Regions from separate parts of the Homo sapiens genome. Here region 2 is linked to region 1. Evidence: read pairs that join two places in POLR2A ChIA-PET (ENCODE). Cell type or tissue: OCI-LY7. All regions are shown on one strand. Links, peaks and the distances in the headings refer to the core of each region. The heading gives the core; the rest is flanking DNA. Region 1 has its middle 8.1 kb from the start of BICD1. Region 2 overlaps BICD1 (BICD cargo adaptor 1).

Region 1 (5,383 bases), core at 284-5,283:
AATTTGTATAAGATCAAATAGCTTGGAAGAGTAGGATGACTAAGTTTTAAAGTCAGGTCTGTCTATTCTTCTAAGAAAAGAAGACTGATGCTTTCCTGTTAGGGAACCAACTTCTTATTCCCAGGCTGTGGAATACTGTGCTAACCAGGAAATAGCCAATTCTTCCTTCAGGGCATGTTATGAGATACATGAATTGTTTTCTAAGTCACAATAGCCTTTTTTTTTCTTTTCTTTTTTTTTGCTTGCTTTCTTTTCTTTTTCTTTTTTTCTTTTTCTTTTTTTTTTTTTTGAGATGAAGTCTTGCTCTGTCACCCAGGCTGGAGTGCAGTGGCTCGATCTTGGCTCACTGCAATCTCTACCTCCCAGGTTCAAGCGATTCTCCTGCCTCAGCCTCCCGAGTAGCTGGGACTACAGGCACACACTACCATGCCCAGCTAATTTTTGTATTTTTAGTAGAGATGGGGTTTCACCATGTTGGCCAGGCTGGTCTCAAACTCCTGACCTCAGGTGATCTGCACTCCTCAGCCTCCCAAAGTGCTGGGATTACAGGTGTGAGCCACTGCGCCTGCCCTTTCTTTCTTTCTTTCTTTTTTTTTTTTTTTTTTTTTTTGAGATGGAGTTTCGCTCTGTCACCCAGGCTAGAATCCAAGGTGTGAGCTCAGCTCACTGCAACCTCCACCTCCTGGGTTCAAGCGATTCTCCTGCCTCAGCTCCCGAGTAGCTGGGATTACAGATGTGCACCAGCAGGCCCAGCTAATTTTTGTATTTTTAGTAGAGACGGGGTTTCACCATGTTGGCCAGGCTAGTCTCAAACTGCTGACCTCAAGTGATCTGCCCATTTTGGCCTCCCAAAGTGCTGGGATTACAGGCGTGAGCCACTGTGCCCAGCCACAATAGCCTTTTTACCTAAGTTTTACTTTAGAATCCTGAGTAAAAGCTGTGACCTTCTAGCTTCATCTACTCTCTGACATTCCCTGAAACCTCAGCCTGTGTGGCAAGTTCTATTACAGGATTCACATTTCCTGATTTCAAAATTACTACACAGCAATGGTAAACAAGACATTGTGGTAACACCATAAATAGTGTGATGGTTTGAATGTCTGTGTCCCTTCCAGAATTCATGTTGGAAGTTATTCCCCAATGCAACAGTTTAAGAGGTGAGACCTTTAGGGGGTGATTCAGGCATGCGGGTTCTGCCCTCACGGATGGGATTAGTGCTTTATAAAAGGGACATGGGGAACTAGCCTAGGCCTTTTTTTTTTTTTTTTTTTTTTTTCGCTTCTGCTCTTCCACCATGGAAGACACAGCAGGAAGGTACCACCTTGGAAGCAGAGAGCAGCCCTCGCCAGACACCAACTCTGCTGGCACCTTGATCTTGTACTTCCCAGCCTCTAGAACTGAGCAGAAATACATTTCTGCTCTTTAATTACCCAGTCTCATGCATTTTCTTATAGACGTCTGAATGGACTAAGATCGATGGACATATAGACCAATGGAATAGATTTGAGAGTCTAGAAATAAACCCATATGTCTATGGTCAAGTGACTTTTGACAAGGGTATCAAAACCATTCAGTGGGGAAAGAATAGCCTTTCGACAAATGATGCTGGGACAACAGGATAGCCACCTGCAAAGGATGACATTGAACCCTCACCTCACACAATTTAAAGAAATTAATTCAAAATGAACCAGAAACCTAAATGTAAGAGCTGAAACTAAAAAATTTAAAAAATAAAACAGGTCTAAATCTTCTCAACCTCAGAGTTGGCAATGATACGACACTAAAAGCACAAACAAAAGAAAAAATAAATTGGACTTCATCAAAATTAAAAACTTTCATTTTTTAAAGGACCACTTTATTTATTTACTTATTATTTTGAGACAGAATCTCACCCTGTCACCCAGGCTGGAGTGCAGTGGTGAGACCTCCGCTCCAGGTTCAAGCGATTCTCCTGCCTCAGCCTCCCAAGTAGCTGGGATTACAGGCATGCACCATCACATCCGGCTTATTTTTTTATTTTTGTAGAGACAGGGTTTCATCATGTTGGCCAGGCTCATCTCCAACTCCTGGCCTCAAGTGATCCACCCACCTCAGCCTCCCAAAGTTCTGGGATTACAGGCATGAGCCACTGCGCCCGGCTAAAGGACCATTTAAAAATGTAAAAGGACAATCCCCTGGATGAGAGAAAATCATTCCAAATCAAATATCTGATAAGGGGCTTGTATCTAGAGTATACAAAGAACCCATACATTCAGTAATAAAATGATAACTAACTCAAACAATAGACAAAGGATCTGGACAGGCATTTTGCCAACAAAGATAAACAAATGGCCAAGAAACACATAAAAAAGTGCTCAACATAATTAGCCATCATAGAATTGCAAATCAAAATCGCAACAAAATATGCTACTTTACATCTACTAGGGTGGCTGGACTCAAAAATTCAGATGATACCATGGTTGTCAAGGATACGGAGAAATCAGACCCCTTGTACACTGGTGTTGGGAATGTAAAATGGTTCAGCCACTTTGGAGAACAATCCAGAAGTCCTTCCAAACATGAAACTTTGAGTTAACACATGACTTAGCAATTCCACTTCCAGGTATGCCCAAAAGAAATGAAAACATACGTCCACAAGAAAGTTGTACACGATGTTTATAACATATTATTCATAATAGCCAAAAGGTGGAAATAACCCGAGTGCCCATAAACTGATGATGGATGCAAAGGTGGTATATCTAACAATGCAATATTATTCAGCCATAAAAAGTAAGCAGTGGCCGGGCACGGTGGGTCATGCCTGTAATCCCAGCACTTTGGGAAGCTGAGGTGGGTGGATCACCCTATGTCAGGAGTTCGAGACCATCCTGGCTAACAGGGTGAAACCCCATCTCTACTAAAAATACAAAAAAAACTAGCCAGGCATGGTGGCGGGCGCACACCTGTAGTCCCAGCTACTCGGGAGGCTGAGGCAGGAGAATGGCGTGAACCTGGGAGGCGGAGCTTGCGGTGAGCCGAGATCGCACCACTGCACTCCAGCCTGGGCGACAGAGCGAGACTCCGTCTCAAAAAACAAACAAACAAACAAACAAACAAACAAAAAATTAGTCGGGCGTGGTGGCGCATGCCTGTAATCCCAGCTATTCAGGAGGCTGAGGTAGGAGAATTGCTTGAACCTGGGAGGCGGAGGTTGCGGTGAGCCGAGATCATGCCATTGCACTCCATCCAGCCTGGGCAACAATAGCGAAACTCCGTCTCAAAAAAAAAAAAAAAAAAAAAAGGAAAGTAGTATGATATATGCTACAACATAGATATATTTTGAAAACATTATGTTAAGAAAGAAGCCAGTCACAAAAGACTACATATTATGTGATTTTATTTATATGAAATATCAAGATTAGGGAAAGCTATAGAGACAAAAAATAGTTTAGTAGTTCCTTAGGACTGGGGTAATGGGGTGGAGGATGGGGATGGGATAGGAGGATGACAGCTAAAGGGTACTGTGGGGAAAAGCAAGAGAGATCAGATTGTTACTGTGTCTGTGTAGAAAGAAGTAGACATAGGAGACTCCATTTTGTTATGTACTAAGAAAAATTCTTCTGCCTTGAGATTCTGTTAATCTATGACCTTACCCCCAACCCCGTGCTCTCTGAAACATGTGCTGTGTCAACTCAGAGTTGAATGGATTAAGGGCGGTGCAAGATGTGCTTTGTTAAATAGATGCTTGAGGGCAGCATGCTCCTTAAGAGTCATCACCACTCCCTAATCTCAAGTACCCAGGGACACAAAAACTGCGGAAGGCCGCAGGGACCTCTGTCTAGGAAAGCCAGGTATTGTCCAAGGTTTCTCCCCATGTGATAGTCTGAAATATGGCCTCGTGGGAAGGGAAAGACCTGACCGTCCCCCAGCCCGACACCCGTAAAGGGTCTGTGCTGAGGAGGATTAGTAAAAGAGGAAGGAATGCCTCTTGCAGTTGAGACAAGAGGAAGGCATCTGTCTCCTGCCTGTCCCTGGGCAATGGAATGTCTCGGTATAAAACCCGATTGTATGCTCCATCTACTGAGATAGGGAAAAACCGCCTTAGGGCTGGAGGTGGGACCTGCGGGCAGCAATACTGCTTTGTAAAGCATTGAGATGTTTATGTGTATGCATATCTAAAAGCAGAGCACTTAATCCTTTACATTGTCTATGATGCAAAGACCTTTGTTCACGTGTTTGTCTGCTGACCCTCTCCCCACAATTGTCTTGTGACCCTGACACATCCCCCTCTTTGAGAAACACCCACAGATGATCAATAAATACTAAGGGAACTCAGAGGCTGGCGGGATCCTCCAAATGCTGAACGCTGGTTCCCCGGGTCCCCTTATTTCTTTCTCTGTACTTTGTCTCTGTGTCTTTTTCTTTTCCAAATCTCTCGTCCCACCTTACGAGAAACACCCACAGGTGTGTAGGGGCAACCCACCCCTACAGGGTACAGGTGATTAAAGTGGACAAGGGCAGCCACTGAGAGAGCTGGTATCCAAGCAGCTTGGAGATGAAGTCCTGGCCCCAGAAGGCACTGGTGTGGAAGCCACACATCTCCCTTGAAAGTGCATCTGGAGGTCTCACTATGTGAAGTGCTCTTGAAGGGAAGATTTCCCACCGGCCATTCACAGCAGAGCACCCCAGTGCCCCACAGATACACCCTCTCATTGTGTGTTATCCCTGCCATCATTTCTGGGGACATGGAGTTGTCTGATTAGGCTGTCTCCACATCTTAAATTTTTTGAGATGGAGTCTCGCTCTGTTGCCCAGGCTGGAGTGCAGTGCCACGATCTTGGCTCACTGCAACCACCACCTCCCAGGTTCAAGCAATTCTCCTGCCTCAGCCTCCCGAGTAGCTGGGACTACAGGTGTGCGTCATCACACCTGGCTAATTTTTGTATTTTTAGTAGAGACAGGGTTTCGCCGTGTTGGCCAAGCTCATCTCAAACTCTTGACCTCAGATGATCTGCCTGCCTTGGCCTCCCAAAGTTCTGGAATTGCAGGCATGAGCCACTGCGCCCAGCACACATCTTAAATTTCTATTCATGCTGTAATCCACTACAACCTGGTATCTGCCTTCTCTGTTCCACACAAATGAATCTTATCAAGAGCACCCACCTCCATGTTGCCAAATCCAGTGACATTTTGTGTCCTTATAGTACTTGGCTGTGACCTCTTGTTGGCACTGACTTGGTCCTTATTCCCTCGCTCCTCATACACACTTCTCTTTTGTTACCTTTCAAATGTTTCTCTCCTGATTTTCCCCCCACCCAGTCCCTCTCAACTCTCTTTGCTGGCTTTTCCTTTCCAACTCAACCTTTAATAGGGATACTTCAGGGCTAGATCCTAGACCCCTTTC
Region 2 (5,383 bases), core at 201-5,200, 170 kb after region 1:
GTTGTAGACACCAGGTCCTAATAAAAACAAGTAAAAGAAGAAAAAGTTTGTTATGGGTGGAACTGATTAAGTGAGGTACCACTGAAGAATTAAAGATATCTCACACATACTTTGATTAATTAAATGGTGAATAAGAACTTGTTTTAATCTCATTATTCAAGTCACTAAAATGTTAAACAGGTAAGACAAAAAGGCAATTATTACAAGTTTTTACGTAAAACTATGATAAGATTTTTTAAAAAGTGAAACACCACCCATACACACTGAATTCATTTGGCTGGTATTGATTCTGAATATGTATTTTATAATATTTCATTGGCCTTGACCCACAAACTAAACACAGACATTTTCTCAATTAGTCATTTTCAGGTTTATTGCCTAAGATGCTAATTGAAATTCAGGGCAGGCAAAAATACATCATTGGCCTTTGTATATCTTTGAAAGGCCTTCTGATGGGACCTTGCTCCGTATAAAGGCTTCTCTTCTCTGCAAACTGAAAGGGACCCTGTGTGTGAAGTGTGTTCAGTGGGGTCTTCAAGGAACAACATAGAGAGCAGCCGCTGGCCAGCCGGAAGCCACCATGCGCTGTCCTCAACAGAGCAGCTCCAGGCTGTATGACCCCCAGGCAATTAGGCACCAAAAGAAGATGCTCACACTTTCCAAAATTCTTTCCCAGGGCTGGGGGAAGGGAGCCAGACTTGGAGCCCCTATGTGGAACTTAGTCTCCAAGGAAAGAAAGCATGTTCTCATCCTACAAACACTCCATTTTCTCCCTGAATTAGTGTCCTTTCTTTGAACCAGATGAGACTTCGCTCAGAGCTGGAGGCTATGGCCCCTTAGTTCTGTTTCCACAGTGCTTCCAGCCCTCTCCCCAGTTTGGAGGCCCCCAAAATGAGGCGCTTATCTCTTTGATTTTGTGAAAGAAAATGCACAGTTCGTCTATTTGGGGCTTCTGAAAGATGTTAGGCCCTGAAGAAGGTTGACTGGGAGACTGAGTGGGGAGTGACAGACCATGACCTTAATTACTGACCTTTTGTTATAGATTAACTTCCTTCCTATTTTATTGTTCCTGGCCCAGACCAGATAGCACTTGAGATAAAAGATCCCTTGATTATTACATCCTTAATGTGGAATGTTAAATACTCCCTTCCCCCAAGGAATCACTGCCTAAAACCAGTCAGATTGCTGCGACTGTGCACTAACCTTGTGTGGAAAATGCTGTCATCCTGTTAAGCTTCCCCATACCGTGCCTGTATAAACAATCCTCAAACCTCGCTGCTTCAGAGCACTAACCCCATCTTTTTGGAGTCCTCCTGGGTGACCCTCCTCAAACTTTGTGCTCAGTATTTTAATCCTATTGCCTGGATCTCGATTTAAAGTTGATAATTTTCAGAGAATTCTTCATTTTCTCTTTGCATATTTTATTGTTTCCTTTCCATCTGTTTTTCTTTTACTTACTGCCTGAAGCCAAGAGACAATGTCAAGGTGTCTTAGTGAAAGGAGCTCATACTTAAGGGTTCCTGGGTCAAAACCTACATCTCTCATTTCTTAGCTCTATGATCTACCTGTTTCCTTAATCTCTCTGGGCCTCAGTTTACCCATTATTGTAGTAAAACATGTACTACAAGTTACTTTTTATTTAACTACTTATGCCATATTTAATTCCCAACCACTAATATTACATATTAGTTATATATTGTTAAATCATAATGTTCTTTCACTATTTCTTTTATGACTGAGAAATTTCTTTTCAATGTATAAATCATATACATGTTGCTCCTGGACAAAACTGAGGGTCAGGCTGCTACTTCTCCTGGCCCAATAATGAGATGCAGACAAACTGGGGAAGAGAGGTTTTATTTTTGCATTTGGTTACAGGGAGAAGGCCTAGAAATTGTCACCACACCAACTCAAAATTACAAAGTTTTCCAGAGCTTATAAACCTTCCAAGCTGTATGTCTACATATAAGTGTGCATTCATCTAAAGACATAAGTGATTAACTTCTTTTAATCTATAACTAAGATCTGAGTCCTGAAGACCTTTCTCTGGAGCCTCAGTAAATTTACTTAATCTAAATGGGTCCAGGTGCTAGGGTGATTACCCTTATCTTGTCTCCTGCTAAATCACAGAGGTTTGGGGAGTTCCTTCAGACCTCCAATAAACTTGTGTGTGGAGGCCTGGGGAATTTCTTCAGACTGACAATAAAACTTGTTTATTCCAGTCTGGCCAACATGGTGAAACCCTGTCTCTACTAAAAATACCAAAAAGTTAGCTGGGCGTGGTGACGTGCACCTGTAATCTCAGCTACTAGTGAGACCTGGCCTGCCACAATGTGGTTAAGGAAACATATTAAAACATTTTTAAAAATCAAGATTTTCCATTTCAATGGCCTTGTAATTGATTGAAAAGTTTATTTTGAGTCACATGGTGTTCTAGACTCTTGTGGAGGGTTTAGATTGGAAAATAAGTAATGACAGTGAAGCAGTTGTTATGTTCGTATAAAAGAAAGAAAAGAAAAACCCACAGGACTTTATTTGGTTTTAAAAGTCTATCTGCAAAGATATAGTTTATAGGAAAATTCAATTCCAAATGTTTCTCATTGCTCTGGAGTGTGTGAAGAAGAGGCCTAAGAATATTCTTAGGAAGGCAAAAACTTTCAGATGCAGTTCATATGCTTGACACCTCTGTTTCACTTTTGGCTGACTTGTGTAGTCTGATTTTTGGTCACTGACAGGCTCAGCATCATGAGTGTGCAAGACGTAAGGGAGGCAGGACCTTGTCTTTTCAATGGTGTCTTCCTGGGTGGCTGCCAGAATTCATCATTATTGCACTCTACTCTCATAGCCTCGATTTCTGTTTTTGTTTGCTTTTACTGAAATTGGAGTAGTGACACAGAGTCAGATCATTGAAAAGACTCACAAGATTCCAAAGGGTATACTGGTAGAGTATAAACTGGAGGATAAGGTACAGCGGGAGAAAGCAAGTACCAGCAGACACAGAGGGGGCTGAGACTCCTGCAAGCAGCGCCTTTCCTCAGGCTCACTGGATGTGCTCTGTGTTTGGGTGTGAACCACCAAGATGCATGCATGATATCTGTTTTCAGGGAAGCCAAGATACAAGTGTACAGAAAAGCCATTATACCCCCGTCACATTGCTGAAACTGGATGATTAAACCACGTACCAAGCGGTGTCTAAATTTCAGTAATAATGATCAGCTAGTAGAGGGTGCCTCAAGGCAGTTTCAGACTTTAAATAACATAGTAGAAATCACTAGCTAGTCCATTTCATCCTTATCATTGTTGCAGAACTTTCTCCTTAGTTCAGCTAAAACCGGGTTCTTGTCACACAACCGGAAAAGATTAGGCTCAGGGACACATAGAAGGGTGAGGGGCAGAATTTATTGGGTGAAAAGGAAAAAGGAAAAAGAACTCTCAGCAAAGCGAGAGGGAGTCTTGCCAACAGGCCCTCCACCTCACAGACTGAACACCAGGCCACCACACAGGAACTGAAGAGGCCAGGCTCCTCCCCGCTGAACAAGCGTAAACTTCTCTTGGCTCCACCCTCTTCCCCCAGTGTGCAGGTGGGCATTATTCAGAGAGAATCAGCTGAGAAAGGGCAGGCTTTATCCGGGACCAGCAGTCCAGTTCTTCAGCCTTCAGGCTCTTTTAGGCTTGAAGGCAGGGTTTCGTGGGGGACCTTGGTAAGAAGAGTTCTTTTCGACACTTTAATGTAGATTGTAAGAGGTAGAAAAAAATTGATCACATTTAACATATAGTTACTTAAAAACACATCTTTGAGTTTTCTAGACTTCTAATATGATTGTAGAAAATCAGCGTGGCAGCCAACTTAAGACAGATCAATACCTCGAAGTCTGTAACTTTAATAAGAACATCAGAACTGAAATTCTATATTAGTTACCCTATTGTACTCACAGTCATGGAATACAGAACAGGAAAGATTCTGGAAACACATTTTGATAGTCAGGGTCACAGATATTGCTCTGTTTCAGTAACCAGGTTTTCTACTTATGAAAGTTATTTAAAAGGCAATGAATATTCAAAATGTGAGCAGCTATTGCTACCATTAGCTCCAGAATCAGTTCTGAAGAATTTGTAGGAAGTCATCTTGAAAATAATAAAGCAATATATTTTTCAGAAATAGTATCCACTAAATCATAATCTGAGGCCACTTTACTGAGGCGTTTATATTTATATTTATATTAATTTGTTATTTTACACAGAAAGGGAAACTATGACCTAAAGACAGAGATAACAATAATCTGATTAGCATTAGCCACCCCATTCCAACAACAAATCACGTTAATAAGGCATTTTTAGAAGTAGCAAAGCATAGTGGTTAAGAACATATGTTCTAGAACTAGACAGTCTGAGTTTGACTCCTGATACCACTTATTTTATTCTAAAACTTTTGGCAAATTATTACATAACCTCCCTTGCCTCAGTTGGCCAAGCTGTAAAATGGGACTAATAATGGTGTCCAACTCACAGGATTGCTATGTAGGCTAAAAGGTTAAAAGAGTTTTATATTTCTAAAACAATGTGCTTGTAATAGTCTTGGCACATTGTAAACATTGTGTAAGTGCTTATTAAAAATAAATTCATGCTTGTAATTGAAGATCGCCATATGAGATACACATTCTAGTGATCTATATGTTTATCATTAGATATATGATATATACACACACTCATATTTCAGTCCCCTGAGGGATTAACTTTTAATCCCTTGATTTGCAAATCAAGTTGTAAATTACACGTATAAATAAAATACCTTTGTAGTGATTCGTTCATTATAAAATTATGCTAACTATGTTGGTTTTCATGTAGGCATAAGCTGGCTCTATAAATAAAGTTTGAAAATAAGTAAGGTATAAAGGAACCCTGGCGGGATAGATAAGATACTAGGAACAGTGGTTTGGGAGTGAGGATGGGAAGTAGACTGATGTGGAACAAGATGGGAGTGAGACTTTTTTTAGTCACCGTCTATATTTTTATAATTTCTGGGTCTGGAATCAGTATCTCCTCATCCTAACTTGTTCATATGATGAGTTAGAGTCATATCTGCCTGCTGTTAGTTTTTTCAAAGAATCTTCAAATGGGGCAACCCCCTTTGGGTCCCCTCCCTTTGTATGGGAGCTCTGTTTTCACTCTATTAAATCTTGCTACTGCACTCTTCTGGTCCATGTTTGTTACGGCTGGAGCTGAGCTTTCGCTTGCCGTCCACCACTGCTGTTTGCCACTGTCGCAGACCCGCCGCTGATTCCCATCGCCGCTGACTCCCATCCCTCCAGATCCGGCAGGGTGTCCGCTGTGCTCCTGATCCAGCGAGACTCCCATTGCCACTCCCGATTGTGCTAAAAGCTTG

The links. Peaks named below come from ENCODE experiments on the same cell type or tissue, not always from the same donor. Only the 100,000 strongest peaks of a DNase experiment are listed, where the experiment ranks them.
Region 2: POLR2A ChIA-PET joins it to region 1 with 10 read pairs; 4 of 35 experiments call an interaction of 5 or more read pairs at or near these places.

Annotation. Positions count from the first base shown.
Region 1 is chr12:32,096,010-32,101,392 of GRCh38, forward strand. No RefSeq gene overlaps it. Among named protein-coding and RNA genes, the nearest start is that of BICD1, 8.1 kb to the right of the region's middle. In OCI-LY7, for the core only: no CTCF peak of the experiment used is centred there; no DNase peak of the experiment used is centred there.
Region 2 is chr12:32,270,408-32,275,790 of GRCh38, forward strand. The region is part of intron 2 of BICD1 (BICD cargo adaptor 1); the gene reads left to right. Among named protein-coding and RNA genes, the nearest start is that of FGD4, 130 kb to the right of the region's middle. RefSeq lists a silencer at 1,055-1,255. In OCI-LY7, for the core only: no CTCF peak of the experiment used is centred there; DNase peaks (open chromatin) are centred at 984, 2,274, 2,734, 3,544 and 2 weaker places; H3K4me3 peaks cover 3,593 bases; H3K27ac peaks cover 4,302 bases.